Regions from separate parts of the Mus musculus genome. Here regions 2, 3 and 4 are each linked to region 1. A link is a loop called in an ENCODE intact Hi-C map of the cell type or tissue named here. Cell type or tissue: left cerebral cortex. All regions are shown on one strand. Links, peaks and the distances in the headings refer to the core of each region. The heading gives the core; the rest is flanking DNA.

What was found. Peaks named below come from ENCODE experiments on the same cell type or tissue, not always from the same donor. Only the 100,000 strongest peaks of a DNase experiment are listed, where the experiment ranks them.
Region 2: a loop joins it to region 1, with 4 times the contacts of the local background. A loop is called at or near these places in 2 of 42 quality-filtered maps.
Region 3: it touches region 1 in a loop (2.3-fold over the local background); 11 of 42 quality-filtered maps call a loop at or near these places.
Region 4: a loop joins it to region 1, with 3 times the contacts of the local background. A loop is called at or near these places in 3 of 42 quality-filtered maps.

The regions. Positions count from the first base shown.
Region 1 is chrX:166,657,223-166,665,013 of GRCm38, forward strand. Gm1720 (predicted gene 1720) reads left to right here and starts at 4,803. Exons shown (of 9, transcript NR_046015.1): 1 at 4,803-4,854; 2 at 5,565-5,644; 3 at 6,222-6,261; 4 at 6,643-6,760. In left cerebral cortex, for the core only: CTCF peaks have their summits at 3,814 (motif pointing right) and 4,429; DNase peaks (open chromatin) are centred at 3,855, 4,386 and 4,712; H3K4me3 peaks cover 380 bases; H3K27ac peaks cover 1,348 bases.
Region 2 is chrX:166,948,039-166,955,829 of GRCm38, forward strand. No RefSeq gene overlaps it. Among named protein-coding and RNA genes, the nearest start is that of Gm30354, 67 kb to the left of the region's middle. In left cerebral cortex, for the core only: no CTCF peak of the experiment used is centred there; a DNase peak (open chromatin) is centred at 3,112.
Region 3 is chrX:167,098,372-167,106,162 of GRCm38, forward strand. Gm15232 (predicted gene 15232) reads right to left here and starts at 3,735. Exons shown (of 4, transcript NR_168066.1): 1 at 3,643-3,735; 2 at 2,655-3,028. In left cerebral cortex, for the core only: no CTCF peak of the experiment used is centred there; a DNase peak (open chromatin) is centred at 3,735.
Region 4 is chrX:166,969,007-166,976,797 of GRCm38, forward strand. No RefSeq gene overlaps it. Among named protein-coding and RNA genes, the nearest start is that of Gm30354, 88 kb to the left of the region's middle. In left cerebral cortex, for the core only: no CTCF peak of the experiment used is centred there; no DNase peak of the experiment used is centred there.

The DNA of each region.
Region 1 (7,791 bases), core at 2,490-4,989:
AAAAGTCATTTTATTTTATGTTTTGTGTTTTACTTGCATGTACACCTGTATACCATGTACATGCCTGGTGCCCTCAGAGGCCAGAAGAAGGTGCCAGATGCCCTGAGCCTGGAGATACAAGTGGTTGTAAACTGCTCTCTCTCTCTCTCTCTCTCTCTCTCTCTCTCTCTCTCTCTGTCTCTGTCTCTCTCTCTCTGTCTCTCTCTCTCTCTCTCTGTCTCTCTCTCTCTCTCTCTCTCTCTCTCTGTGTGTGTGTGTGTGTGTGTGCTAGGACTTTAACCCAGTTCCTTTGGCAGAATAGCCAGTGTTCTTAACTGCTATCTCTCCAGTCCCAGACTTAATTTTTAAAAATAGGAGATGTTTATATAGCATTGTTTGAAAGACAGAGACAGCATCCATCACCAGAACAATATCTCTTGCCCCGTATAATAAAGACATCATTTCCCGCTGAGCCCGAAAGCAGGCATGTCTGCTTATTGCTCGCTCAGTGTAAACGATCAAGGTTTCCCCCAAATGGAAAATTTCTCAGTCATGCTACAACTGTATCACTTGTGCAGCATCTATCTGGGCCGCTCTGGGTAGCATCTGTGGAACGTTAGAAGCAAACAGTATCTGATGTGAACCTGACACTTAAACTGCTATGACCCCAAGCATAATGAAACTGGCTGGGAAGATGGCTCAGGGGATGATGGTGCTTGCCACCAAGACTGGCAAACTAAGTTCTAGCCCTAGGACATGGTAGAAGAAGAGAACTGACTCCTGACTCCCACACTCATGCTCCAACAATGCACTCCCTCATCAATAAATGAACGTGAGAGAATTTCAAAAAGAAGAATGAAACCTTTGGTTTAACAATCTCACAAACCTATCCATGACACCATTTCAGAGAAAGCCTTGAGTTTGTGAGATGGATTGGCTCTCAGATACTTCACAGTTCTTGGCCCTGCCAAAATGCCACAATTTCACATATCTCCCTGGGTGCCAATGGAATAATATATGGGTTTAAAGGTGAGGTGTGAGCTCTAGTCAGGGTCCCAGCTTTCCCTTGTCATGGGCCCTGCTCCAGGAATGAGCCTCTTCTTTAAGCCTCACCTTGCTCACTGAAACTGCCCATCCCATCATATGACTTTTCAGAAACAGTCTGACTTTACAGTAAAAGTCTTTACCGCCCCACATACTCAGCCACCTTGTCCCTGTGCTTGGCAGGACAGAGTGTCTTTGGCAGGGCCGTTGGTGCTGAGTGTCATTTTGAATTGTGACTATGGTTTGTCTCGGTCCTTACTGCCTGTCCTGGCTCAACCTTGTCGGCCAACTGGCCTGCTCTCTGGTGTGAATCTGCTTTAGGGCTGGGTTTTGTGCCAAACGTCCTTCTCAGACCCTTGTTTCTGTGTTAGAGCTGTGTAACGTCTAGACATTCAAAACTAGCTTGGAAGCAGAAAGACAGTTCTGAAGTGCAGGATCCAAAGTGCACAGTTAAAAGAGAGCGTGAAAACACCAATGGGGACTCCTGTGGCTTTAGCACAAGTGATCTTGGGACAGGATTTCTCCATCTTGGCACTGTCACTATTTAGGACCACTGGTATATTGTAAGATGCGTAGTATCCTCCTTAGCCTGCAACTATTAAATGCCAGCAACAATTTGTTTCCTGGACTGGGACAAGGAAAACCATCTCCATTCATTGCTTGACAGGCAAAAATAATCTCCAATCGAGAATCCCTGATCTGCTTTATGAAAAGTTCTCCCAGAATGGTTCTTCCTTCTCGACTTTGTAGATATGGTTGGTTTGATCAAGGGTTCTCATTCACAGTACTTATTTGACAATTGGGTCTTGGCACAGACACAAAATAGTTTACACATAGTAGAATAGCCAAATTGAAACCTTCACTCCCAGGTAGGTGAAGGAGACTCCAGAGACTGGGGAACCTAAGGAAATTTACAAGGCTCAGGAAGCTCATAAAACTTACCAAGCATGAAAAGTTAGAAAATTCACACGGCCATTCTCCAAAGTTATAAAAGCAGGGGGCAGTTGCTGGGGTAGGGTTGGGTATAGCTGCCTGCATGGATCTCCAGGGATGTAGCTTTCTTGATTCATTGTCTATACTGGAATGTGATTTTTGATGACAGATTTGTCTTTGAGTCATCCCTGCACCTGTAATTAACCCTAGTCAACATATTAGTTTACCATGCTAGATTCTTGGATGGAATTGTTCCCTTGGTCTGTCACTGGTGCCCTGAGATGAATATATACTTGTCCCCATTTCCCTAGGAGAAGTTAAACATCACAGACAGGGTCCTCTGAGGAGCAAAATTGCCTCGTGTTCAGAACCACTACCCCAGAGCAGTGATCACATGCATGTGCATGCTAATTATGATGGCACATAAAGGGAAGAGAGGGAAACAGACAACCAGAAGGGGATTTCAGAGGAAACCCTTCTTGACTATTTCAAAATTGAAGGTTCAACACTGCAGTTTGTTTTATTAGCAGTAAGCGAATCTATATTAGGGTAAGGAATTTGGTTACAGTAGCATAAATGTGGCACTGAGACCGTGATTTTGCCTTCTGCTTGACCTCTCACCGTCCCACTGGATTGCCATATCACTTCTTCTGTAGGGTCTTTCAGAGTTACTTCTTCCTTGTCTTGCCCATGACTACCAGTATAGTTCAAGTGTCTACAACCTAGCCCTTTCTAGGAAGTCTTCTGGTGACATTCATTCCCTCCTCTTCTCTTCTCTTCTCTTCTCTTCTCTTCTCTTCTCTTCTCTTCTCTTCTCTTCTCTTCTCTTCTCTTCTCTTCTCTCCTCTCCTCTCCTCTCCTCTCCTCTCCTCTCCTCTCCTCTCCTCTCCTCTCCTCTCCTCTCCTCTCCTCTCCTCTCCTCTCCTCTCCCCTCCTCTTTGTGGTCCTTATCTGTGACCCCCAGCCCAGTAACTCAAACTCCACCTTTCTCTATTCTCCTCAGTAATTGGTTGTAGACATTTTTATTTAACCAAGTTTTAAATTGGGGAGCAAGGTTTGTATACCAAAAGCTGGTGTCTTTGACTTTGTCTTGGGGCAACCAGATCTTGGGGTAGAGAATTAAGCATCTGAATACATAGCAGCACCAGACCAACCCTCAACACCAAGGGATTAAAACCATGTCACTTATGGCCTTTTATTATGTGGCCATTTCCATCACCCAATCATTAATTATAACTATGATTTAAGTGTGAGTTGCAAATTGCATTTGGAATTAGCTCCTAAGGCAAGTGAATGTCTGGGTCAAACTCATACATGTCCCTAAGGTAGCATATTGAGTTACATAACGGATTTTTCATAACAGTGGGTCACATGTGCTTATCTTTAATTCTTATCTTCATAAAGCATTTCTAAGCTAAGCCATTTGGTTTTATGAGGAAATAAATGAGGAAAGCATATTTTCTTTCCCAAAGAAACAAATTGAGGTATGTACTCAGAGTGCCTTCCTGGGGAAAAGATAGGGAAATTTAATGGAGGTTCTGGCTAGGCCACAGTCCCACTGAAAGAAAACGCTGTTTCTCAACAATCGTTCAATCTCTAGTCTTGGACATGGACACCTTGCAGAACCTCTCCTATGGTTCTCTCAGCAGCCACATGAAATGGCCTTCAAGTGACTCCCCAGTCATCCCTCAGGCCTCTCTCACACGACACAGAACACAACCTGGTTAATACAGTCTACACCCAGGGTGTCTTTCTTATTTAGTGCAGACAATATGTCCTAAATCTGTTCTACATGAAGTGTGACGGCTGTCTTTGAAATCAAAACCAGAAAATCTCAAGCGACAGCAGAGGGCGCTCTTCCCTCTACCAGTGAATTACCAGGCTCGTCCCTCGGAGGAGAGATTTTGTTTTGTTTTTCTGGGATCCTGGAGCTGACAATGGACACACATTCCAGCACGAGACGACACACCCAAGACTTCCAGAGCCTCCTGGCTTCACTTTGCTTCTCGTTGTCAGCACTGGGCTACCTTAGATTTGGAGAAAACCAGCGTAAAAAAAAATAAAGGGTTGCGGGGAGCCACCTTGAGCTCTGCAGGGTACAGGATCCCTGGATTGTCTCTCTACAGCTTTAGGCATTTCGTCTAGGGTGAGCAGCCCGGCCTCTCTGCGGAGGCCTCGCCTGCACGGTGGAGATCAGCAGGGTTCTGCTTCAGTTCTGCCCTCCTAATGGGAAACTGTCTTGCTCAGACATGCTTACTCTTCTTTCTCACCGCACCACTACTTTTTTGTTGGGGGTGGGGTGGAACCGACAGGGTCCCTGCTGTCAGCGGTACACAATGAATGTCACACAGCACATGCTGGAGCAAGGCTTGTGAAGTACTAGCCCAGAGGATTATGGGTGAATAAAACCCACATAATATCCTTTGTAAAAACAGCTGGCTTAGCAGTAACTGCTAACTGCAGACAACCAGCAGTACCGCTAGAAGGCAAGTGGGAGACATCATTGCAGGAAAATGGAAGAGTCTAGGTATTTTCCTCAAGGACCTATAAAAAGCCATGGGCCTGGAAATATCTAATTCGGGAAATCAGACAGTTTTCTATATTTGTTCTCGATAAACTGTCCTCTTCCTTGATCGAGTTCCCTTTATTTTTGTCAGCTATTGTGGTTTCGATGTGGACTTTTCACTCTTCTCTGGTCCTCCTACGAAGAGGGCCACAGCATTCCCAAATAAGGCAATGGGTTCCTGCCTGTCACTGCATGTGGTCATGGCTGGGCTATGTGTGAAGGGAGCCAAGGAAACGGCAAAACCCCAGCCTTGTTTGGAAAGTCTCCTGCTTTCCGCCCAGAGAAACGTGAGGAAGGCTGTTGGTGACTCACCCCCTGGAAGTGAGCAGAGGGTGAATTTCAGCTTTTATGTCTTTCAGCCTACAGGGTTAGTGTGAGGGCTCTCAGCCAGGGCAGGGCATACATTTACCATCAATCATCTTAAACTCTTTCTTTGATTTGGAGAGACAACATATGGGAACTGTCATCTGTCACCATTTTCTTCTCTTGAACTGCCTACCAGTCTCTATTTTTTTTAAGTAGTGATATCATCTGTTAACGTGGATACAATATGCAGGAGTGGTGGCCAGGTCCTATGAGAAGACGGTCCTTTTGATCTCTATCCTTAAAAAGTTTACTTAAAAACAATACTATCCCTTCCCTCAAAGCTCTTGCTACAAACTTGTTCTGATCCTGGCTGGTAGCTGGTGACATGGAGGCTCTTAGGAGCAGTTGCGAGACAGAATGGTTGTTGTATTGCGGCTATATGTGTGTGCTACATAGATCTAAGCAGGTACCTGGACACTGAAGAAGCAAGTCAGGGAAAAGGCTGTGCCATAACAGGCTAAGTGGGATTTGAAAACCAAAGCTAAAATGAACATTGGGCTCTGAATGGATTGTTCACACGAATGAGGCTTAACTCAAACATCTTTTCTCCCATGTGTATGCAAGTGCGCATGTGCATATGTGTATGAAGCTGGAGGTCAGAAAATAATTTCAAAGGTACATTAGGCGTTAGGTGCCTTCTGCCTTTTGTTGAAGATCAGCTATCTCACTGTTCTAGAACTTCATCAAGCCGACTAGGTTAGCTGGCCAGTGTGCTCCAAGGATCTGCTTGTCATCTTGTCATTGTTGGGCTTACAGGTAAGGACCACCATGCCCAGTTTTTTACAAGGGCTCTTGGGGTCTGAATTCAGGTCGGCATGCTTGCGAGGCAAGTGCTTTAACAACTGAGTCATCTACCAGCTCTCTCTTCAACTCCTTCTAAAAAATTATTGATTATTTTCTTTTCTGCCTCTGAGTGTTTTGCCTGCAGCATGTTCATGCAGTGCCCACAGAGGCCAGAAGAAGGTATTACACTCCCCAGGACTGGAGTTACAGATGTGCATCAGCATGTGCACGCTTTGCAGGGAGTCGAACTTGGGTCCTCCTCAGGAGCAGCCAGTGTTCTCTTTATCTTAACTGCCGAGTTTACCCCCTCCACCCACCACCCCGAGAGCTGCATTTTAATCTTTGCTCCTTTCAACACTTCCCTCCTTGTTTGTATCACAATCGTCAATAAGAGCAGACTTACATTTCTTTGATTTCTACTTAGTGTCCAGAATTTACATATTATAGTTGCCCAACTAGCATGTGCTGAATGGATATCATTGAAATAACCACTGCTTCCCTTTTGTTGCAGACAAAGGAAGAAAAAAATTTTTTTCCCTTTCATTTACAGAAACTAGAATGTCTCGCCTGAAAGGCTCTTCTGGTTCAAGGTAAGAAAGGCATCTGATTCCAGTGCTGGGTTTGGCCTTTCATGCTTGGTTTGTAAGGAACGTGGTTCCTGCCACTCTCTATTACTGTCCGCAAAAGAATGAGACTAGAGAACTAGTTTATGATACCCTTTCCCCTGTGGGTGGGAGAACCAAGGCAGAGGCAGTTTTCCCCTGGTGAACTGAGAGTTCTCTGTTTCTGGGAATTTTTGTTTATCTTTAGGATGTGAGTGTATGTGTGTATGCGCATTCGCATTCGCATGCACTCATGCATGTAACTATATGCTGATTTATGTCTCCAAGCCTCTTTATTTCCATTAATGGGCTCCTAAAGGTTTTCAAGGTAACTTAGATTGTAATGTCTTACTTTTGAACGTTTTGTAGACCTGTTTGTACCTTGATCTCACTCAGCAATCACTGCTCCCAAGCTCATTGGCTTTCCCAGCTTCTCCTCTCCTTGATGAACCCTCTCCTCCTCTCAAGTCATCGTCCTGTGTGTCATGTAAGTGTACGTATAGATGTTTCTAAATGAGTGTGTATATTACATAAATATACTTAAATATAGATCCGGGAACGAGAATAAATGAGATATGTTGTCTTTTGAGAATGAGCTCTGTCTTAAGGGAAAGGACACGAATCTTGGCTAACAGTTCTAACATTTATGAAGGGTGTTCTATATGCCAAACCTTGGGCACAGCATTCTGTACTCATTTGTACTTGGCAATTACACTATGAAGAAAGTACCATTATTGTCCCTGATTGAAAATGGGGCAGTGAAGGCACAGAGGGTCAATTTGCTCAAGGTAGTACTCTAATTGTACTACTCTTCCAGTTTGGATTCAGTCACTCTTAGAGCCAGAGCAATTTCACATAACTAATAGGCTGACCATTTTTCCCATATCTGATGAAACTATGACTAAAATCGTTTCTTTAGTCTTAGTGCCTTACTCAGAGTATTAGAACACTTTTCTGTAGGCCCCCAGTTGAAGCTACTCTGAGTTGTCATTTTCAGTCCTTCAGTGAAAGCTAGCCGTGCACATACAACCCATGTCAGTGTGTGAAAGGGCAGATCTAGTGGGGGGAAGAGCCCAGCCTCCCATGATTCCCATGTAGGAAGGAACACAGCTTTCTCTGTGTCGCTGGTGACTCAGAGCAGCGAGGACAAGGTGAGGGTGGTGGGGCCCTGTACTAGGAGGAGTGACCCAAAAGAAGGATGTGCAAAAGTAATTATCACAGCCAACCAATCTCCAACACTGTGTGAAAACCATGGAAGGGAATGGCACTCCGCTGGGCTAAACAGGATATAAACAAATACATAGTATGGTTTATTGAGCCTGGGAAGCAGAGATAGGGAGTATGGAAAAGGTGACATTAAAGATCCCTAACAGGGCAAGAAGAATTATGCAGCTCCAATACCTTATTTTAACCAACTTGCAATTTCAGTACATTGTATAATTGCTGAGAAGCAGCAGTTGCAGGTTGTAATCAGCCCTACTACCCTCTTCAACACATCTAGTCAAGCCCATCTCTTAA
Region 2 (7,791 bases), core at 2,136-4,635, 290 kb after region 1:
ATACACTTTTGTTTGTTAAGTGTTTTTTTTTCTTGAGATTTTTCTGCTCCTCTAATGTCAATAATACTCTAATCCTGAGTTGCTCAGCCTCACCCTATCAACATATTGTGCTAACACACAAATTCCTGGTGGGTTGAGGGACTTGTCTTGTATACAGCTCATTGTTTACTGGAGTCTCTAGTCTTTGCCCACTAGAGATCTCTGGCTTTGTTCAAGTCTTACCATCCAAATAATCTCTAGACATTGCTGAATGTCCCCTGGGAAGCACAAAATACTCCCATTCACCATTTGAGAACAACTGAAACAAACAAACAAACAAACAAACAAACAAACTCAGCAAAACCAGACAAGGTGAGTGTGGTGCCTCAAGTGTTTACTCCCAGCACTTGGGAGGAAGAGGTAGGCAGATCTCTGTGAGTTCCAGGACAGCCAGGACTGTGGAAAGAAAACCTATCTTAAAACAAAACAAAGCAAAACAAAACAGAACAAGACAACACAACATAAAAAGAACAAAATCAGACAAAACCAAATCATGAATGTGATTTTTGTTATATTGTATGTGTGTGTGAGTGTATATGTGAGTGTGTATGTGTGTCTTGTTTACAATTTCAAAAAGGTTACACGTTGAAATAGTTAAGATAGAGCATCTAGGAAAGAGGCCAAAAGGACAAAACAAACAGAATGATGCTTCAGGTGGAAAGCCTTTAGAAGACCATAAGTTCCTACTCTGTGCAATGTAAAGATGATGCTCCAACCTTAGCAAGTAACACAAGCTCATGGGATTTCTGTGTTTGATGCATGGAGACAGATACACACTTTATGAGGCATCACAAGGACTGTGGATACCTCAGAGAAAGCTGCCATTATTTGAACCATAAGTACCAACACACCAGAACAAATACTGCTGAGAGTCAAAAAATCCAAGCAAAGACCAGAAGGCTTGGCTAGTCAAGCACTCGTTTCCTGGCTGGAAACTTTTCTTTAAAAACTGTAAGTTGTAATTCACATATTATAAAGTCCAGCTTTTAAGGATTGTGTAGATGTGTGTTCATGTGTGTGAGCAGGTACATGTGTGTGCAAGTGCTTGTGTGTGCTTGTTGATGTCCGGGCCAGAGGCTGATCTTGGATGATGTTCCTTCCTGGGTGCAATAGCACCACAAGCATGTAGCCACCACCCCCAGCCTTTTCACGGATTGTCTGGCTCAAACTCAAGTCCTTGTGCTTGGACAATAAGCATTTTACTGGCTGAGCTAACCCTCAACCCTAACCTTTTAACCTTTTAAGCCTTTTACCTACAGACTTCACAGACCTTAGTTTATCTACAGTGTTGTGCAGCTATACCCCCAGTTTCAGTTGTTTCTGGAATAAAATACTCTGAGAAAAGAAACTTAATGGAGAAAGGGTTTCTTTTGGCTTGAAGTTCCAACTCATGGTCCATCATGGCCTGGACGTGACAGTAGCAAAATCTTGAGGAACATGGTCTCTCTACATCTGGTCTTTCTACATGCAGAGAACAATGAATGCTGATGCTCTGCTCACTTTCTCATCTTTAAAAATATTTTTAAAAATTTTTTATGTTTATGTATGTGTAGGCATCTTTGTAAGTGTATGCTATATATGTGCAGGAGCCCACAGAGGCCAGAAGAACATTTCCAATCTCCTGGACCTGGAGTTACACAGGTGGTTGTGAGCTGTCAGACATGAGTTCTGGGAATCGAACCCAGGTCCTCTACAAGAGCAAGAAGTAAATACAATTAATGACTGAACCAGCTTTGCAGCCACACTTTTTCTCCTTTTGAAAATACAATTTAGAATCTCAGTCCACAAAATGGTTGCAGTCCACAAAATTGTCCCAGTTCACAAAATTGTTCCAACAATAGTGGGAAGTTCTTCCCATGTCCATCAACCTAATCAAGAAAATCCCCTACAGGCATACATAGAAGTTCATCTCTCTCTCCAAGTTATTCTGGATCGCATCAAGTTGCCTATTGAAATTAACCATCACACCCTTAATTTCAAAGCATTTTCATCAACCCCAAAGAAGTACACATCCAAGAATACATAACAGAGAGATGAAGGAAAGTGTTGAAAGAGCAAATTTTATATGAACATAAACACACCAGCAAAATCTACAGATTCACTTGAACTATTTAATTACTAATATGTCTAGCCACAAAAATGAACACATTTTCAATCTTACAAAAAGAATCTTGGATCACAAATGTGCTCTTGTTTTATTAGTTGCTTTTTTTTCCCTGTGCTTGGAATAGTTCAAACCATTTAAATAGCTAGGGGTGTAGGTCATGTTCATTTTCTACAGCTATAACAGAGTGTCTGAGATTGAGTAAGTTACAAAGGGCATAGGTTGATTTCAGATCATGGTTTAAAAGACAAGGCCTTCCAAGAACATAGTGCCAGCATTTTTGGTGGCTGCTGCTAAGGCATTTGCAGGGCTTCAACTCATGGCAGAAGTTGGAAAGTTAAGTGAGATGTAAAAAGAAAGAAAGAAGAATTGAACATCTTGAATACCAGTGATAGCTAACCTGTCCATTCAAGAAAGGCGTTGCTCTATTCATGAGACCATGGATCCCACTTGTCAAAGCTGACATATTGAGGAATTAAAATTCTAAGACATGCACATTTAGGGGGCACATGCAGGCTAATATTGAAAGTGGGAACAGAAGAGTAAAGAAAATCCCCAAATGACTCAATGTCAGTGGAATTTCTTCTTCTTCTTCTTCTTCTTCTTCTTCTTCTTCTTCTTCTTCTTCTTCTTCTTCTTCTTCTTCTTCTTCTTCTTCTTCTTCTTTTAGCTTGAGACGCGTTATCATGTCTCCTAAACTGACCTTAAGCCAGTTAAATGGCTTAGAAGGACCTTGAACTCCTGATCTGGCCTACAGCTCCCAAGTGCTGAGATTATATGCACGTGGCACCACACTGAGCTGAGATTTCTTATTTGTCTGCATGCTTTGGTAATTTTTCCCATAAACCATCAAGTCCCACTTTATCTTAGGCTGAAGTGGAGCTTTTCTTCCTCCGTGCTCACTTCTGGACCTATTTCCACATTTGTTTGGAAGAACACATTAGCGATCCTTAGATGCCAAATTTCGACTGCTCTGCAGGAGTCTCTTCAGAAATAAATTGCAGAGTTCCTATACGTTGGCATCTCTCCCACGCTCCATACACGCAGCCAGCCTATAATGCTTGACTGCTGAAGGAAGCCTTTTTCATTCAAGGGCAAAGACCTGGTTTTCTGGCAGTGCCAACTGTGACAATTGCCAAGAACATATGTCCTCTACTTTCCATACACATTTTGGCTTCTGGAAACTTCATTTCTTTGCAGAAGTTATTGAAGATGTTTATGTACTGTGGCTGCTAAAGATGATTAAAAATTCAACTTTACTATTTTAATTATTAATTCTATTATGCCCTAAATATTTTCTTGGTTATTCTTCTATTATATTGGATTGTATTTAAGCTAAAATTCACATATAATGAAACATACAAATCTTAGATAACTATTTAATATCTAATACATTTTGATGGTGCTTATCACACAATCTTAACCCAAACTCCTATGAAAATAGATTTTTTACCTTCATTCTACAAAGTTTTCTCTTGACCCTTTCTTCCCAGCCCCAGCTCCTAACTTCACTTTCCTTTTTACAGGTAATTAGCACTTGATTTTACCCCTATTTTGTTGAAATTTGACATATCTGGAAGGGAATAAGCAAGTATCTCAAAGTTCATATTCAATAGAGACTTGACATGTGGGATTACCCAAAGGGGCTCTCTGCTCTGACTTAGACTGGAAACCCAATTCTCACAAGTGGGGTGAGACTGAAATCCGTTTTCCCCAAAGTTGCTTCTGCATCCATTGGCATAACAACCTTGGTGGTATATTCAGGAGACTTCACTGCTTAATATTTGGGGGAGGGTACCTTATTAACAAAGCCAAGACAGAAAAGTTTTACATCTACCAGATAAGAACTTTCAATTTTTATGTTCATGTTTTATATCAAAAGGCTGCACAAGGGGATCAGACGTTCAGCCTACCTCCAGCTTGGACTGGCCGCAACCTTGGATAAATTACTTCCTATCCCTGAACTTTCAGCTGTCAAACGAACCCCACTATATTGATTTCCACTACAATGGATGGTATAAATCTGGCGGCTGGTATTTAGGATGATGGCTTGTTTATGATTTTCTCAGCCTTCTTCAGGCCCAAGGAAAGAAAGCGATCCTGGTCTATGAAGTCTAATGAAATGAAATCAAACTCTGTATATCACATGGAAGATTGGTCAAAGAGCAAGTTCTGTGACCAAAGTAGCCTTGCGTCTATGTCCTTATGCGCTTCTTCACAAGGGAATGATGGGCTTACTAGGATCCTCCAGAATTTTTATTTATCAGCACATAAATCTTCTTACTTAGGTTTCCTACCTAGTTATTCTTTCATTTTTCCTGTTCATAAATAGGCAGTGCTGCCCCACCCCCACCCCCAGCTTCGCTGAAGTTGCTTCTGTGTTTTGTTCATTAGAACACGCAGGAAGGATTCTGTTTTATTTCTTTCATACAATAAAATAGCTACAAATGCTAATGACTCCAAAACGGCACTTTTGTTCCCAAAGAATCACATGCCAGAACATTGAGGGGGCTGACTTCTGTGGTGGGAACTCAGCGGCACCATTTGTTCTGACAGGAAGCAGCAGCTCTCTCGTCCCTGCGCACAAGGCATTCTCCTTGCTGATTTCTTTTCTTCCCTCGCTGAAAGTCTAGACCCTGTGGGGTCTTTGTTCTTATGCTTTTTCTTACTCCTGTCCTGCCCGCAAAGGGGCAAGTAGAACCTCAGCATGAGTAGGAAGCAGAAGCAATGAGCAGATCAAGCAAGCAAATGAGGAGGTCAGAAACCCTGGGGACTGAACCTAAGCTCTCATAGAGGCTGGGCAAGGAAGGGCCTGATACGGACACGGAACTGAATCTGCATCTGTCGAAATCTTTTCTCTCTTCTCGGGCTGAACTGGGTGGCAAGTCCATTTTGAATGTGAGGTTTCTGTGATTGGTACCTCACTGTATTCTTCAAACTTGTGTGTGGGTAGGGTTGTTCCTTCTGGCTTGAAATAGAAAATTACCTGCTGTTCGCGAGCCTGGAATTTGAGAGAGTAGGGTCTTCCTAAGAGGATCCAGGGAGTTAAGCGTGGAGTGTCTGCTGTGGCACTAAAGCCATGGCTAGCCTTACCTGGAATGAGCTAGGCAACGAGTCACTGTGTGTCCAAGAAATTTCTCTCTACTTACAATGTGTCTTTTGTTACAGTGACACATGCACTTCAGACATGGAGGGCTTATGAAGATGCAGGTTCAGACCACACAGGGCAAAGTTGGGGCCTGAAACTGCATTTCTCATAAGCTCCAAGCCTATGAGGAGGCCTGCAGCTCCAAAGCGCACAGTCTGTGGCCAGGTATGGGTTTATAAAATCTCATGGAATTCTCACATAATCAGATGAAGCTAGAATGATCTCAAGGTGAAGAAGGAAGCTGGGAGCTGTCAGGAGAATGCTGATGTTCCCTAGCTAGCGAGTGTCAGAACTAGCTTTCTATTGCTGGGATAATTATCATGAGCAAAAGCAGCCTAGGGAGGAAAGGGGTCGACTCATCTTACAGCTCACAGTTCACACTCCCTCCATCACTGAGACAAGTAGGACAGGAACTCCAGGCAGGAACTTGAACAAGGACCATGGAGAAACATTGCTGCTGGCTTGCTCCTTGTGGCTTGCTCAGCTTTCTTTCTTTCTTTCTTTCTTTCTTTCTTTCTTTCTTTCTTTCTTTCTTTCTTTCTTTCTTTCTTTCTTTCTTTCTTTCCTTCTTTCTTTCTTTCTTTCTTTCCTTCTTCCTTCCTTCCTTTCTTTCTTTTCTTCTTTCTTTCTTTCTTTCTTCCTTTCTCTTTCTCTCTTCCTTCCTTTATTTTTCCTTCTTTACTTTTTTATTATATTTTATTATTTAAAACATTTTATTAATTTAAATATATTTTAATCATATTCTTCTCCACCTCAGTCCTTCCAGATCACTCCCCTCCCTACCCACTCATCTTTAAATCCTTCCTAAAAAGAAAACCAAGCAAGACCCCAATATAACATGACCCCCAAAAGCAATGAAACAAAATAAAACAACATTCAATATAAAACAAAAAGACCCACCAAACTATAACCAAATAAAAACATACACACAAAATCTCAAAGTCCATTATATGTAGATCAACTACTGAGAATGGGGCCTATCCTGGAGTATTTGATATACCCAGTGTCACTCCATTGGAGAAAATGGATTTTCCCCTCTCCCAGTAGGTATAAGTGATAGGTCAATTGTTAACCTTTACCCTAATGGCTAGGTTTTCATTCATTCATTCATTCATTTAATATTCACTTTAAAATAAATAACAAAATAAAATATAATAAGATAAAGCAACATTCGTAGTTATCAGGGAAATGCAAGCCAAAATGACACTGAGATTCCACCTTACACCAAACAGAATGGCTAAGATCAAAAACTCAAAGTACAGAACATGCTGGCAAGGATGTGGAGAAAGAGGAATACTCATCCATTTTTGATAGGACTGCAAATTGGTATAACCACTTTGGAAATCTGTCTTAGTTAGGGTTTTACTGCTGTGAACAGATACCATGACCAAGGCAAGTCTTATAAAAAACAACATTTAACTGGGGCTAGCTTACAGGTTCAGAGGTTCAGTCCATTATCATCAAGGTGGGAGTATTGCAGCATCCAGGCTGTCATGTTGCAGGAAGAGCTGAGAGTTCTATGTCTTCATCCAAAGGCTGCTAGTGGAAGACTGACTTTCAGGTAACTGGGGTGAAAGTCTTAAGCCCACACCCACAGGGACACACCTACTCCAACCAGGTCACACCTATTCCAACAAGGCCACACCTCCAAATGGTGCCACTCCCTGGTCCAAGAATATACAAGCCATCACAAAATCCAATCAGAATATTGTAAGTAGTTCTCCCTGAAGACTCAGGTATACCACTCTTGGGCATATACCCAAAAGATGCTCCACCAAATCACAAGGACACATACTCCACCATGTTCATAGCAGTCTTATTTATAATAGCCAGGAACTGGAAGCAACCTAGATGTCCCTCAACTGGAAAATGTATACAGAAAATGTGGTTCATTTACACAATGAAATACTATACAGCTATTAAAATGAGGACATCATGAATTTTGCAGGCAAATGGATGGAGGCTAGAAAATATCATCCTGAGTGAGGTAACCCAGGCACAAAAGTATATGAATGGTATGTACTCACTGATAAGTGGATATCAGCCAAAAAGTACAGAATACCCGTGATATATCCCACAGACACAAAGAAGTTAAGCAGAAGGAAGGCCGAAGTAAGGATGCTTCAATCACACTTGGGGGGCAGGGGGATGGCCATAGGAGACAGAGGGGGAGAGAGGGAGGGAACTAGGTGGGGGAGCATAGGGGGATGGGAATGGGGGTAGGATCAGGTGTGAGGAGAGACATAATGGCCCAGAGTACCAGGAGAATGAATGGAATTCTGCAGTTGTCAGGTGTGGGGGTGAGGGTAATGTCTAGGAAGTTCCAGAAGCCTGGGATAGGGGAGGCTCCCAAAGTCAATATGGGTGAGATTAGCTGAGATGCAAAACAGTGGGGACATGGAAGTGGCCATATCCTGTAGCCAGGAAGAGCCCCCACTGGAAGGATAAGAACACCAACCTATCCACAAAACTTTTGACCCAAAATTTGTCCTGTCTAAAA
Region 3 (7,791 bases), core at 2,330-4,829, 440 kb after region 1:
CCCAATATCACATAAGCTGAGCTTGCTGATATGTACAGGTAATTCCATCACTTGGGAGACAGAGGCAGTAAGATCAGAAGTTCGACGTCATCGTTGGCCTATTGAGTTCTAGATCAGCTTGGGTACTTGAGAAAAGTACTAAGAAAGAAAGAAAGAAAGAAAGAAAGAAAGAAAGAAAGAAAGAAAGAAAGAAAGAAAGAAAGAAAGAAAGAAAGAGGGAGAGAGGGAGGGAGGGAGGGAGGGAGGGAGGGAGGGAGGGAGGGAGGGAGGGAGGGAGGAAGGAAGGAAGGAAGGAAGGAAGGAAGGAAGGAAGGAAGGAAGGAAGGAAGGAAGGAAGGAAACCTTTGCTGGACTCCATGCTCATTTCTTCAGCAACCCCACATGTCTTTAGAGTAAAAAGTAAATGAGCAGAAAATTGTGACAGTCTAGTAATAAACGTATTGATGCCATTCAACAAGCTCTCAAATGGCAGAGGAGGGGCTGTGTTAACTACGTGGTATGTTGAGTGCTTGGCACATGTGAGACCCTGAATTCCATGCCCAGCCAGAGCAGCACCAAAAAAAGATCAAGTAGCATGAATTTTGTTGTTTTTATAAAAATAACTATTTACCCAGCAGGGAAATAATGGAAAAATAAATGTTTAAAAACAAATAGAAAGAGAAAGATACTGAATTACCCTATTGCTACTGACTTTCTAGAATGGAACAGCAAACCCATTTGCTGACTCAGCTAGACTATTTGCTGTCACCTGGATTTGGCCAACTCTTTCCCTGGGTGGGAAGAAAGGAACAAAGGTGAGTGTGAGAAATTTAGGGAAATTCAATCACGAGTGCGTTAAGTCTGGAGGCACCTAGATCCTGCCTCCTCCCCTCCAGCGTCATACCTTCAAATCCTGTAAGAAAGGATTGGAACATGTCTCACAGAAGCAAGATGCCTTCAGGAAGGAGTAAAATGTACCGCACAGGAAAAGATCCATTTTTCAAGAGAAGAAATGGTAAGATCGAATAACCTCGTCAAAAAGCCAGAATGATATGGAATGAGCTTTTGTGCATAAAGAATTGTTGCTCGCACAATTATGGCTGCTGTCAAGTCCACCTTGTGGATAGACTAGCATGGGCATTCCTTGTTCCTTAGAGCGGTGACAACACTACTACACTCCTTAAAATACCTTCCCCTTCTCTGGTTGCTTTCACAAAGCTGCTTGGAATTTCTAGAATTCGGTGGCACTCCAGAGGGGAGCAGCTGGCAGGCAGGAATTCAGGTTTGAAGGGAGCTGGCAGCTGGGAGAGTTGGAGGGCTGCTCACTTTGTGTCTGGGCTGTAACAGAGCTGTCCCTTGGCGGGAGATGAAGCTTCTTCAGATCCCTCTGCCTGCCCCTCAGCCCACATAATCCACATACTTCTCGCTGCCTGCAGTTTTCATGTCAACTGGGACCTCGTCACTAAGCAAAGGTTCCTCTTCAAATATTTGCTTTCAGAGATTCTGTCAGTGTCAGCACTGCCCCAGCACCAGGAAAAGAGCAGCTTAAAAGATACAGCCTGGTACAAAGGGATATTAAGCATGTGCTTCTTATGGACATGTGTCTGTTCAGTTCTTTATGTTCCATGTCCTTCCAGCGTTCAAGATTGCTGCTTTGCTCAGCTGTACGTGGCACAGGAAATGCAACTGAGGACTACATTGGTGGCTCTATGGGCAAAGGGCTTGGGAACATGCACTGGGATCCACATAGAAAGCCAGGTTTGGGAGTGCACATCTGTAATCCCAGTGCATCTACATCGTTATAAGAGACAGACACAGGAAAATTCCCTGGGAGCTCACAGGCCAGGTAATCTGGACTAGACAGTGATAAAGAGACGCTGTCTCAAACAAGGAGGAAGACAAGGACTGGCCCTCAAGGTTGTCTCCAACCTCCACGTGAGCACCATGACACATGTGTATGTGCATGCAACACACATAAGTGTTTTTTAAAATGTTAAGAGTAGGGTTGGAAAGATGGCTTAGTGGATAAGAGCACTGACTGCTCTTCCAGAGGTCCTGAGTTCAATTCTCAGCAGCCACATGGTGGCTCGCAACCACCTATAATGAGATGCGGCATCCTCATCTGGTGTGTCTGAAGACAGTGCACTCAAACATATAAAATAAATAAAAATTTTAAAAAAGAACAGATTCCCACAAGTTTTCCTTATTAAAACAATGTTGAGTGCACAATTGGGACTAGGACTGGGGCTCAGTCAATGTAGCATGTACAAAGCCCCGAATTTTACCCCCAGTACTACATAAAACCAAATACAGCAGTACAGACAATTTTTACGTAGTCCCAGCACTTAGTAAGTGGTGGCACAAGCTACAGAAGTTCAAGGTTATCCTCAGCTACTTTAGGGTACATGAGATTCTGCCTCAAAACTAATTAAATCAGTAAATGAGAAAAAGAGAACGACTCCACAGTCTAATAGCAGATGGGTGCGTGTGTGCATGCACATCTGTGCAGTAGTACTCCAGGTCAAATCGGATAGGAGACTCTAGAGCTTTGAACCACATAATAGCAATGCCATATGATTGGCTGGATAGTCAGTCAGTGGGCACTGTTGATGGATAGAGGCAGAGAGGAGTCAGGTGCCACATATTTAGGGCAAAACAAAGGAATTTTCCATTACCTTTCTCTGGACATGTCTGCAGCAAAGTGTTTGCCCTTCAATGGCGACGGATCAATTGGGGCCTCTAGGGTAAATTATCAAGGCAAATTAGCCTCCTGGGGCTGCTGTAACAAATGACCACTGACTAATGATTTCTATGCAATGGAAGATTATTCTTTCCCAGTTCTAGGAACAAGGATTTTGAGATCAATATCTCTGGGACCAAATCACAGTGTGGCTTGGCCCATGTGTAACCAGGAAGCTCTAAGAGAACATCTGTGCCTTGGTTTTTTCCAGATTCTAGGGCCCTCTTTCATTAGCTTGCGGCTGCCTCGAAGTTCCGCTGCTGTACATCGCTGTCTCTGTTACCCATGTTCTCAAGCTCCCTCTTCTTCCTTTATATAAAAAAATGCATTTTATTTATTTGATTATTGGTTGGTTAGGTGGTCTTTTTGAGACCAGATTTCTCTGTGTAGCCCTGGCTGTCCGGGAACTCACTCTATAGACCAGGCTAGCTTTGAACTCAAAGATCTCCCTGCCGGTGTCTGGAGTCTGGGATTAGAGGTGTCTGCTACCACTGCTCAGTTTCTTCCTCCTTCTTATAAGGAGCAACACTAAGTATTTCAGGCCCTCCTAAATATTGCAGGAAAAAAATTGTCTTACGATCTTTAACTTCAGAGCTGGGGTTAGAGCTCATTTGGTAGAGTGCCTCCTAATGCATGCGAAGGCATGGCTTGGAGCCTCAGAATATACTGCATGTGTGTTTAGACATGTTTGTAATCCCAGCATTCAGAAAGTAGAGATAGGAGGATCGATAGTTCAGAGTTATCCTTGGCTACATGACATTCTGTCACAATGGGGGGTTTAATTTCATCACATCTGCAAAGACTCCCCCCCCCAATAAAGAAACATTCACAGAGTGATACCTTAGGATATCATGTTTTGATCTATTACACAAGACCAGCCCCTGCTTTGTTCCTGATGCCTATCGACAGAAGCAAACACTGACCTTTTGCTGTCAGGAAGAAAGATACAGTCGGTTAAAAGCCATATGTGTGGTTCTGTCTGCTCTCTGATCCCCCTTCTAGTTTCATGGGCTGCTGACTTCCTGCTTGCACAATGACTCTTTGAAGAAGCCCCAGACTGAGCTTCCTGTGAGTGGTGGCCACAGTGCATCAAATGAAAAAAAAAAAAAAAGCAGGCTTCTCACTGGGAAGGAGGTGGCAGATTGGGGGCCACATCCTTCTTTGTGCTGGGGGCTATGCTGTTCATTATAGGATATTTAGTGGCATCCTTGGTTTCCACTCAGTCAAACCTAGTATAATCGTTACCTCTCCACCCCAACTGTGGCAACTAAAATTGCCTCCAAACATCCTGTAGAGAGCTAATAATTCACTCATGAACCTCACTGCTTTACTGACTGATGAAGGCCCATTGTAGTTCCTAGGCGCTAGGCTGTTTTGTACTCCTCTTCTTGGGGTTTCTCCACGTATGCAAATAGAAAAGACTATATTTGGGGGTCTCTGATCTGGACACTTTGTTATCCATCCCATTAAGATGGCTTCTAAATTTGAATATCCTAAGTCTGGGAGAATCCTAAGTGAATGGCCTTGCTAGGGGTCCCAAGCTCCTATCGGAAAGACTCTTCCAGATCTGTTCTCTTGAAGTCATTAGGAACTCAACAGGCCTCAGATCTCACACAAAAGGACACCTGTCAGTTTTTTCCCTTGGATCCCCAAGAATTGGTGGAGGTTGGTATTTTTTTAGTTGGGTGCCCAGAAGGTAGAAAACTCAAGGAAATATCTCAGCAGAGTAGACACCTTTCCAATGACATTTTCCAGACATTAAAGAAAATGTCTTTCCTCCCATCAACTGCTCTCTTCATATAACTCATTAAGGGGAGGTTGGAACACATCCTCCTGCCTTGAGTTTTCATCTGCAAAATAGAAGAATAGAGTCTCTTTTCTGGGATTGTGGTGGGAATGAAGTTAGGCAATATAGGATAAACAGTAGTCATTTAAAACTCTAGTGAAGTTCGTCACGTCTGTGGATTCCCTACAAGATTCAATCATCTTCCTCAGGCAACACTTCAAACACAGGCGTGGTGCCTCAGCCCTGTCATCCCAGCCCTGGAGAGGCTGAGTTAGGAGGATAGTCTAGAATCCCCATGCCATCCTGTGCTCCATAGTAAATTCTAAGCTAGTCCAAGCTACAGAATGAAGACCCTGTCTCAAAATGTACAAAGAAGGGTGAGCCTGATGCATTTATTTCCTTGACATCCTGAAAAGTGATCTATAAATCTGATAACACATGTAAAATGCAATAATGAATGCAGCATTATGTATTCTTCAACACCCACAAGTTTCATAGATCTGCTTCTGGTTAGAATGATATAGGAAGGACTAACTTTTGTTTTCTATATTTTTTTTCACTTAAATAGTGTGAAGTCAGGGGCTACAATTGAAGTCTGTTTTTGTTTTCTTAAGCAAATTTTGTACACTGGCTCCCTTCGTTTGAAAGCCACAAGATATGTTCCCAAGCAGCTCCATATGCATAAAGATAAGGCTCCTTTGTAAAAAGGAGGCATTAAAAACCCTTCCGGAAGTCCTGCTTTTCAAGCACTCATACCATAAGTGTAGTTGAATGAAGCAACAATATAGCCAAATATAGACAGTACAAGCCACGAAACCTCTCTCATGATTGGCTCCCACCTTTGCCTCAAAAGAAGAACATTGTGGTTCAAATGCTGCAGTCCCAGGAAGTCTTGAAATCAACTGAAGGGCTTTTCAAATTCATTCTTCATTATTTCAACTGGACCCCAGCCCAGTGTCATTGGTGGCTGGAGTGGCCTGAGTCTCAGGTCTAGGGCTGACATTTTCAACCCTTATTTGACCGGACATAATTAGAGGAGAAGCCATACTCCAGTGTAGCTGACATTTGAGCCTCTGGAGCTTTCAATCCCAGGCACGGATTGGATTTCTGTTTCTTTCTTGCGGAGCTGCCAATTTGTACTGTTGTAAACTGAGCAGCCGGCAACCTCTGAAAAGCCAGCTCCAGCTTGACTGGTTTTCAAAGGCCCATTGAAAGCTCGGAGCTTGTAAAAGGATGTGTTCGATGAAGCTTCAGTTGGCCCCTCTAGGCCTGAGCTGATAAGATGATTTGCAGCTTCAGTTTCCGCCAAGTGTTCTAAAACACCGGTGTTTGTTTCAGGCCCATGTAATCGTTTGCTATCTGTCCCACAGCCATTCTTTCCCCTGTGAACACATCATAAGTCCTTCACACAACCAGTGCACAAGCTCAGTAAGGATGAAGGCTATTAACCCCAGGTTTAGTTCATGAGCAACCCAAAGCCTCATTAGATTGCTGTCAGTGAGAGATCTGTGCACCTAAGCCAAAGCTGTACTTCCCTTTCAACCATTTGTGCATGCCTTTCACGGCCTGGCTTCCAGGGTTTGAATAAACAGGAATTGAGCCCCAACTATCCCTGGGGAAGTGGCTAGCTATTATTATCACCAGTGGAAACACAAACAATAGTTAACACGCTACAAAAAACAGAGCCTGGTTGGCTTCACCTTACGGACCACATGACCTCCAAGTTCAGCTAACACGTTTTTCTTTCTTTCTTCCTTCCTTTCTTCCTTCCTTCCTTTCTTTCTTTCTTTCTTTCTTTCTTTCTTTCTTTCTTTCTTTCTTTCTTTCTTTCTTTCTTTCTCTCTCTCTCTCTCTCTCTCTCTCTCTCTCTCTCTCTCTCTCTTTCTCTCTTTCTCTTTTTCACAGTAACGAAGTACAAGCATGCATGCACCTTCTCACAGAAACTTTACTGGTCCACCTCGTCACAGACTCTGACTTCAATATGTGTGGGTTGGAAGAGCGTAGAGAAATTTTGGACAACGTGCTTTTTCAAACTTCCTTTGAATGACTTCTGGACTGATGTCACTATAAAAATCAGTGGCTCTGCCAAAGGGCTCATTTCTCTCCAGAAAGTACTCTCCATCCATCTCTGACAAGTTTTCCGCTTAGATCTAAAATCCCAGGTATGGAGCGTCTCACCATCATTTAAGAGCACTGCATGGCCACTATCAGCCCTAAATTCCAATGATCCTTTACTAACAAAAATAAAGCGAACTTAATATGGCCACAAATTAGTGTAGCCGATTTTGTTGATCTATCAGACAACACATTAACTTTGAATATTTTCATTCAAAGATGTAGGCTTGGCTGATATTAAGAAATATAGTAAAAAAAAAACCTGCAGTCAGAGATATTCATTAGAGAAAAGTGGTCTGCCTCTTAAATATCCTTCAAAAACAATTTAAACACGTGGATGGCATGCTCATACAGTAAGCATAATTGTTAATAGTCATGTTCCAGAAGAATGAGAATATATGAGTAAAATTTCTCACAACATGAAAAGAAACAGAATGATCTGGGTTTGTCTGGGTTTGTCGAAAAAGAAATGTGTGTGTAAGAAAACATGTAGACAAAGAGACCAAAACCATGTCCCAGCACTTGGGAGGCAGAGGCAGGCGGATCAGAAATTGAAAGTCACCCTCAGCTACATATCACGTTTGAGGTCAGCCTTGTGCACATGGGACTCTGTTTCAAATATAAAAGAGAAAAACTACGTCAGAATAGCAACAACAGTTTCTCATTAGCTGAGGGCAAAGCTTATAAAGATTTAATGCCCCTCCCCAGCTATTGAGCTTTTCTATATTGTCCAAATCCCCTATGTGTAAGTGGTTTTACAATGAAAAAGCCCACTTCGGAAAGTAATACCCCACAGGAGCTTGCTGTTCCTTAATGAATTAATAATATGAAAAGGACAGCATACTAACAGCCCAGAAGACAAGATGGAGATGAGACTATCAGTCTTGCATCCATTTGAACTTTAGTCACTCTTGCTTCAAAAAGAACTTTCATGATTACATATTGCATGCACCCTGCCAAAAGCCACGGCTTTCACATTCAGACTAGGGAATAAACAGCTCCCCCAGGCAGACTGTGATGGAGGCGGCTGCTCTTGCATTCTAATTGAGGGACTATGCGCCCCAATGATTCGATTCTCCTGACAGATTAAGAGAATGAAGAAATCACCAGCTGCCAGAGCACAGAGAAGGAAGGGACCGAGCGAGGGCGGCTGCTGTCTGGCTGAGGCATC
Region 4 (7,791 bases), core at 1,945-4,444, 310 kb after region 1:
GACAAAAACCATAAAAAAGCCCATTTCTTCAAAATATTTTAGCAGCTCTTTCCTACTGTTTGTGGTGGTTGTGTACATAATTGTTCGAGGAGTGGCCATTCACTGTGTTAACTACCCATCCATCTTATTGGAGCTGCTAGATGTTGTTATCACCTGATTTGCTGATGCTGCCTTTACTTGGCTTTCTCAGTTCAGCTACTGCAGTCATTGCTGTTGGCTGTTGTTCAGGTGGCCAACTTGATGGTGTCTCTGCATCTATACATCTGCTGCTTGCTATCTGTTTCTTACTTTTGTTTGCCACATGTTTAATAAATGCACTTCTTTGAAGCCAAATGCAAGGCTATCATCGATCATTCACCATGGCAGCATTTGTAGCACTCCAATGAACTTCCATTTATCTTCCTATACCAGACTCTGCACACGATTCATTCAAATGGTAGGGGCCTTTTCATTATGTTTATGAGTGCCCACAAACAACTCGTGCCTTGAATAAGGACATACTCTGTTAAACCTAATGATTTGACATTCTTCCTCATTTTTTTTCATCTCAAACTAAACAAGTTTTTTAATGGCACATATCACATCATGATAAAAATGACTTCATTCACTCCTACCCTCCTTTAGAGATTTTTTTTTCCTTTTTACTTATATTTTTTAAACTTTATGTAAAAAAAGGTTTGAGTTTAAACAAGTTCAAGGACTCTCCTGGGCTACATAGTATAGCCCTGTCTCAAAAAGAACATTCCTGAAAATTTCAGCTGTTCAGGAAAGCTTTTTAGATACTTAGCAAAATCATCTTTGTTTACCTTCACTTTAAGTAATTATCATGATTATAGTATGTAGTACTCACAGATAACCCATGCTAACATGCACCAAACTCACAGTAAACTAATACACGTTTCTTCCACTTAACAGTCATCACCATTCCTGATAAGTAGATTGTAATTTTCATGTCAGGTGTTAATGTGCTCTCTGAGGGAGCAAGGAACTAAAGCAAAGAGTCTTCTGGCACTAATGGCTAGTATCGCCGATCTTTCCATGTCCTCCATGAACAAGCTTGTGCCACATAGACAAAAACACCCGGCTCTAAATTTCAGTGCTTAAGACATGGTCGCTCTTCCTTTAGCCTCCATTTCAATGAACTCATTTGAAACTTCCGATATGTTTCCAATGCCCTTGTTTGACTCGATGCTACTGGTCTCCTGAGTTGAAAAATGTTTTCAGTTCCTTAATCATAGATGTCCAGATTGTTGTGGCTTGTTTATCCCTGGATTCATGGTAAGAGACTAGTCTTATTATCAGACACTAAGAGACGCTGACTTCTATGCCACATGACACTACAGAGGATATTTTTGGCGGTAATGCTGACAGCTAGCTTATGTTAAATAGTGGAGAGTCTATTTGGGTGTGTGGTTGATTATAGGTACATGCATGCTCCGGCTCATTTGCATTACAGGCAACTATGGAAATGAACTGCACACTTTTCTCAGAGAAGTCACCCAAACAGTCAACCAATTAGAATTTCTTGAGTACTACATGCCCAGGAAAGGACAATTGTGATGAATAAAACATTGCAGCAAGACCCTCAATCTTTGTAAGAACTCCAAGAATTGTCCTCTAAAACAGATTAAGACAAGGCCATTCCTGGAAAAACACCAACTTTGAAAAGTAGAGGATGGAGACAGGACTAGAAGATGGAAGTGAAATTACAGCCTAAGCACAGAGTAGACTTCACTCACTGCACTGGGAAGTATGCTGTTAGAAATGCCCTCCAGAGGTATCTAGAATGGTCAGGGAACCTAATCTTCTATCCTTACATTAACCAGTAATTGAATGAATGTGGAGGAGCTCAGGCAGCGATCTGATCTTGAATGAGGTTGCTCTCTGCTGCTCAGCAGTCCCCAAAGTTCATCTCTTTCCAACCCGCCCAATAATTTGGGATGAAAAGTTCTCCACTCAATGTTGTTAATGATTAGATATGATCTTTGAAAAGATATCCCCAGAAGGTTTAATATTCTACCTTCACTGTGCATGAATGTGACCTCATTTAGAAGTAGGGTAAATATGACCAAGTCAAGATTATGACAAGTCCTAACATAATATAAACAGTATGCTTATTTAAAAATAAAAATATGTAGCAGGCATATAATTTGGGGTGTTGGAAGAAGTATGATCAGGAATTCAAGGTTATCCTCTGCCATGTAGTGTATTTGAAATCAATCTGGGGCACATAAGACACTATCATACACAGAAAGAGAAAAATAAATAAAATAAGAGGAGGTAGGTGTCATGAAAAGCCAGAGACAGATATTTGGGGGTTGGGGAGAGTGGGGATACCTGCAAACCAAGAAATGCTGAGGATTTCTGGTCATCACTAAAAGATATTTGGAGAAGAAAGATTTTACCCTTGGTCTTAGAGGAAATGTGACCCTGTCAATTTCCAGACTGTAGAATTTTGTCTTTAGCATGTTGAGGGAAGAGATTTCCATTCTTTTAAGCCACATAGTTTGTGGTCCTTTGTTGCCAGAGCCTTAGGAGCCTGCTATAGATGGAGGTCTGGGTGGAAGACAACAAACCCAGTCTCTTAGGATGACCTAAAAAAGCTTTCTAGGTGTGAAAGTACCATGAAGACTGGGACATCTGATTGGTGATAAATGGCATATATATGAAATAGTACAGAATTACTACATGTAAGACACAGACACTGGCTGAATAATGAAATTTCCATGCCTATAGTCTGCTTTTTATTAAAGAGAAAACTGAGAGCCAGAAAAGATTAGTCTCTTATCAACAGCTAGAGATAGGAACAGCTGAAGCCTGTCTCATGATCACTGGGTGAGTCTGGCAGTAGAGTAATACCAACAGAGTCACTGTGGGCTAAGCCCTGTGGGAGACATGGACCAAAAGAGCTGACAAAGAGTCCCTACTGAGGGAATGTGCCTGGAACAAAGCAAACTTATTTCCATTCCTGGAACAGAGCCCAGAATACAGGTCATATGGATAACAGGTTGGTGAGATCATTTCCAGTGCTTTTTGTGACCACGTTTTCTTTCCCAGAATTATATTAACACCATCCACTCAAAGAAGTAGAATTCCCTTTCAATCTTGTAGTAACAAAGCACACCAAGACAATAGAAGATTTTTTTAAAGATGAAAAACAAGAAAAAAGAATGCAACAGGGTTTCATTTGTATAAGTATCCTAACATTAGCCCTGATTTTCCTCTTACCAGATGACAGAATGATTTTCATACTCTGACATCATTAGAAATGTAGCAACTGATCTTGGAGCCAAATTACAACCAAGAGACAAAAATGCACATAAAAGCACGTTTATATTTTGCTTTAAATCAACAACAACTAAAAGTTACTGTATTTTAAAATGTTCATTTAAGTGGTGAACTGACTTTCTGATGAACCGAATCACCTCCCTAGAAAAAGTTTTTCTCCTGAACAGCTCACAATCAACTGGAGAACAGGAAGTGAATGCAGAAGGTTCTTTATAAGGTACCAGGAAAACATCCAGGAAGCTCACTGGACAGCAGGGTGTAAAGAGAAGCTGCAGGCAGGCATCAACTTTCCAAAAAGACTAAACTCTAGAAGTGTCTTGAAGAAAACCAAAACAAACCAAAACAAGTTTCTTGTACAATGGTAGCATTTGCTGGAGGCAGAAGGAAGAGGAGGATCACAAGTTTGAGGCCACCCTGCATTACACTCTTAGTAAGAAAGAAAGAGGGAAGGAAAGAAAAAAAGAAAGGAAGGAAGGAAGGAAGGAAGGAGAGAGAGAGAGAGAGAGAGAGAGAGAGAGAGAGAGAGAGAGAGAGAGAGAGAGAGAGAAAGGAAGGAAGGAAGGAAGGAAGGAAGGAAGGAAGGAAGGAAGGAAGGAAGGAAGGAAGGAAGGAAAAGAAAAGTTATTTCAGAGGGTAAAAGCAAAGAGGTGGCCGGGTGTGGTGGCGCACGCCTTTAATCCCAGCACTCGGGAGGCAGAGGCAGAGGCAGAGGCAGGCGGATTTCTGAGTTTGAGGCCAGCCTGGTCTACAGAGTGAGTTTCAGGACAGCCAAGACTATACAGAGAAACCCTGTCTCGAAAAACCAAAATAAATAAATAAATAAATAAATAAATAAATAAATAAATAAAGCAAAGAGGTGGACACTTTAGGGTTATTATCTGAAAGCTCGGGGGATTGGAGGGACCCATTTCAAGAAATACTAAGTCTCTCAGTCACATTTAGCAGAGTGTATGTGACAAGAAATCCTAAGTCTCTCAGTCACATTTAGCAGAGTGTATGTGACAAGGGTAGGAGGCCACAGAATGTTAGGTGACGTTTGACCATTTCGAGTTTGAACACCATACTGAAGGCAGTACAAAGGTATCAGTGTGAGTCATAGAATGATTGTCAGACGGTGGGGTGAAAAGTAAGGTGGCAATACAGAAGGACTTGGAACTTAGATAACCTTTAGACAATTCTTGTAATGGTCAAACTAAGGAAAGGAAAATCCTTTCCTACGACAATTTTCCAAAAAAAGCAAGCACATGTAATGAGTTTACCTCTAATCTTCATCCTAGATTTAGGATTTTGGTTGAAGAGGCATCCAGCAAAGCTAGGATGCATCCAATCCTTCCTTCCTTCTTTCTTTCTTTCTTTCTTTCTTTCTTTCTTTCTTTCTTTCTTTCTTTCTTTCTTCCTTCCTTCCTTCCTTCCTTCCTTCCTTCCTTCCTTCCTTCCTTCCTTTCTTTCTTTCTTTCTTTCTTTCTTTCTTTCTTTCTTTCTTTCTTTCTTTCTTTCTTTCTTCATTCCTTCCTTCCTATCTTCCTTCCTTCTATCCTTCCTTCCTTTTTTGTTTGTTTGTTTGTTTGTTTTTTGAAACAGGATTTCTCTGTGTAGTTCTGGCTGTCCTTGAACTCACTCTGTAGATGAGGCTGGCCTTGAACTCAGAGATCACCTGCTTCTGCCTCTTAAGGGCATGAATTATATCAGGGCTACAATAATTTATGGTTGAGGTAGAAGTCCTTCAGGAAGACATCAATAAATGAGGCACACAGAAAACAACATTGAGAAGTGAGAAACAGGTATGTATCAAGGATTTTTATTTCAAAATGGATATGTCGTGAAACCCTACTGTTTGTGCAGTGGTAACTAAACTCCATACAAGTGAAATTATTTTTAGAATACTGGGAATTCCCCTGTTGCAGCACAAATAGCAATGATCATCATGTTGTTTTGAAAAGGAAATGTTTAGCTAGAATATGTATAAAAGACATACACACAAATAGAGAGACAGAGAGTCAGAGACAGAGATCAATTGGGACCCCTATGCTGGAAGGAGAGATCTGATTTACACAAGTTGTCCTCTGACCTCTACAACACACTCAATCATGGTACATGTATGCATATGTCTGTGCACACACACACTCTTAAAAAACAAACTGGAATAGCCAAGCTTGGTGACACACACCTGTGTCCACAGACCTTTGGAGGTAGAGGTAAGAGGATAGGAAATCCAAGGTTAGCCTCAGCTACACAACATGTTCAAAGTCAATTTAGGCTGTATGAATCCTAAAAGATTTGGATTTTTTTTCTCAATGTATTTATAGACAGAATTTTTACAAATCTTGGGCTTTATCTGCCAATGGTAACAGAGTCTTTTGGTTGTTATTTTTGATATAGGATCTTATTATGTAGTACAAGCAATTCTCAAACTCAAACTCCTGAGTACTCATGTTTCATATATATGTATGTCTGGCTCAATAACTTGTACTCAAATTATTTTGACCACTGGTGAAAGGAATAAGAATTACTAATAAATCAACATTCAACTATAAAGCCTTTCTAGATTAATTTTAAAAGAATGGCTGAGATTCAAAATTACAAAGATGGTTATTTAAGAAAAAATAAGATAAGGCCTGTTTAGGTAAACCAACTTTCTTGTTGATTTTGAAATCTATCCCACACTAGCCTAGAACTCACTATGTAGACCAGGCTGGCCAAGAATTTATGACAATCCTGTTTCTGCTTCCTGGGTGTTAGGATCACAGGAATGTGGCACAATGCCTTGGGCTTTTGATGTTTGTTGTTATTTTGTTTTAACATTTTATTCTTTTCATAATAACTCAGAATATTTTAATAAATTTTGTAGCACAGAGATAGTTCTATTTCATTTAAACTTCTCTGGGAAAGTAGTAACTTCAGGGAAGTGGCCAAACACATTTTTTGTCAACTTGAAAAGCAAACTGTTTGCTTTGTTTGGGAAAAATAACTTACTGATAAATGATTGCTTTTGTTTTTCTAAAACTTTATGTCATGGTTCTAGCACAGCTGTCCTGACTGGAAGGGTGGGGGAGGCGAAGAGTGTGTGAATATGCAAGAAAAGTTCATGTATGGACCTGGCTGTGGAGCTCAGTTGGTAGCACTCAGGCAGGAGGATCAGAAGTTCAAAACCATTCTCAGTAACTCAGGGAGTTCAAGGTCATTCTGATGTACATGAGACTCACTCTTAAAATGTGTGTACATAAGAACATAGGTGGATTTTGCCATAGAGAACAGATGAGGTTCTAGAAGAACATATCACAAAGACCTATTCTTGCCATCAATAAGTTGCTCAGGTAGCTAATGAGGCACAAGGGTTTCAAAGCATACCTGGTCCCCTTCCAAGATAATGTGTCCACATGGTCATATGCTTTTCTTAAAAATTGCAAAAGTAATGTATGTTATCCACAATTAAGATCCCTTGGCTTCTACTTCTTGAATGCTAGGATTGCAAAAGTGCAGCATCACACCTGGTTTATGAGACGCTGATGGTTTACCTCAAGGCTTCCTGCATAAGCAAGAACTCAACTACCTAGATTATGTCCCTTGTTCTCCCCAACCTTTTCGACAAGGAGATTTGCCATCCTCTAAAAAAATTAGGTTTCTTGGATGCTACATAGTCCCTAGGAAGCAGTAGTCCATTGAACCCCCATGACAAAACAGGAGAAATGACAAGAATCTATTAGTTCTAAAAGGATGGACGATCTAGAGACTGCCATACCCAGGGATCCATCCCATAATTAGCCTCCAAACGATGACACCATTGTATACACTAGCAAGCGTTTGCTGAAAGGACCCTGATATAGCTGTCTCTTGTGAGACTAGGCCGGGGCCTAGCAAACACATAAGTGGATGCTCACAGTCAGTTATTGGATGGATCACAGGGCCTCCAATGGAGGAGCTAGAGAAAGTAACCAAGGAGCTAAAGAGATCTGCAACCCTGTAGGTGCAACAACATTATGAACTAACCAGTATCCCAGAGCTCTTGACTCTAGCTGCATATGTATCAAAAGATGGCCTAGTAAGCCATCACTGGAAAGAGAGGCCCATTGGACAGGCAAATGGAAATGGTAGCTTTTCCCTGCTTAGGGAATATGAGTGGTAGGAGGCCTTCCACAGATTCTCAAGAGAACAGGTTAATGGATACTTTGCAACAAACTGGTACATTCCCAGATAAACCAAGGGCTTGATTCTTGCATCCAAGATGCACTCTAAGTAGTGAATTAACTCAGCAATCATTTGCTGATTTACAATGGGTCTTGCAGTATTCTGAGCCAAAAATATCCTAGGAAAAAGTGATGAATATTCTACACAGTTGAAGGCACTGAAGACATGTTGTAATCACACCATGAAGGGATGCTAAGAGCATATTTTGATGGAACATGTCTTGCTGATCTCAGCTCTCTCTCCCTAGTCACATGACCTAGCCTAGGTTCAACTTTGAGTTTCTGTTGATGCAACTCTCACGCCCTTTGTTAGTTTCTG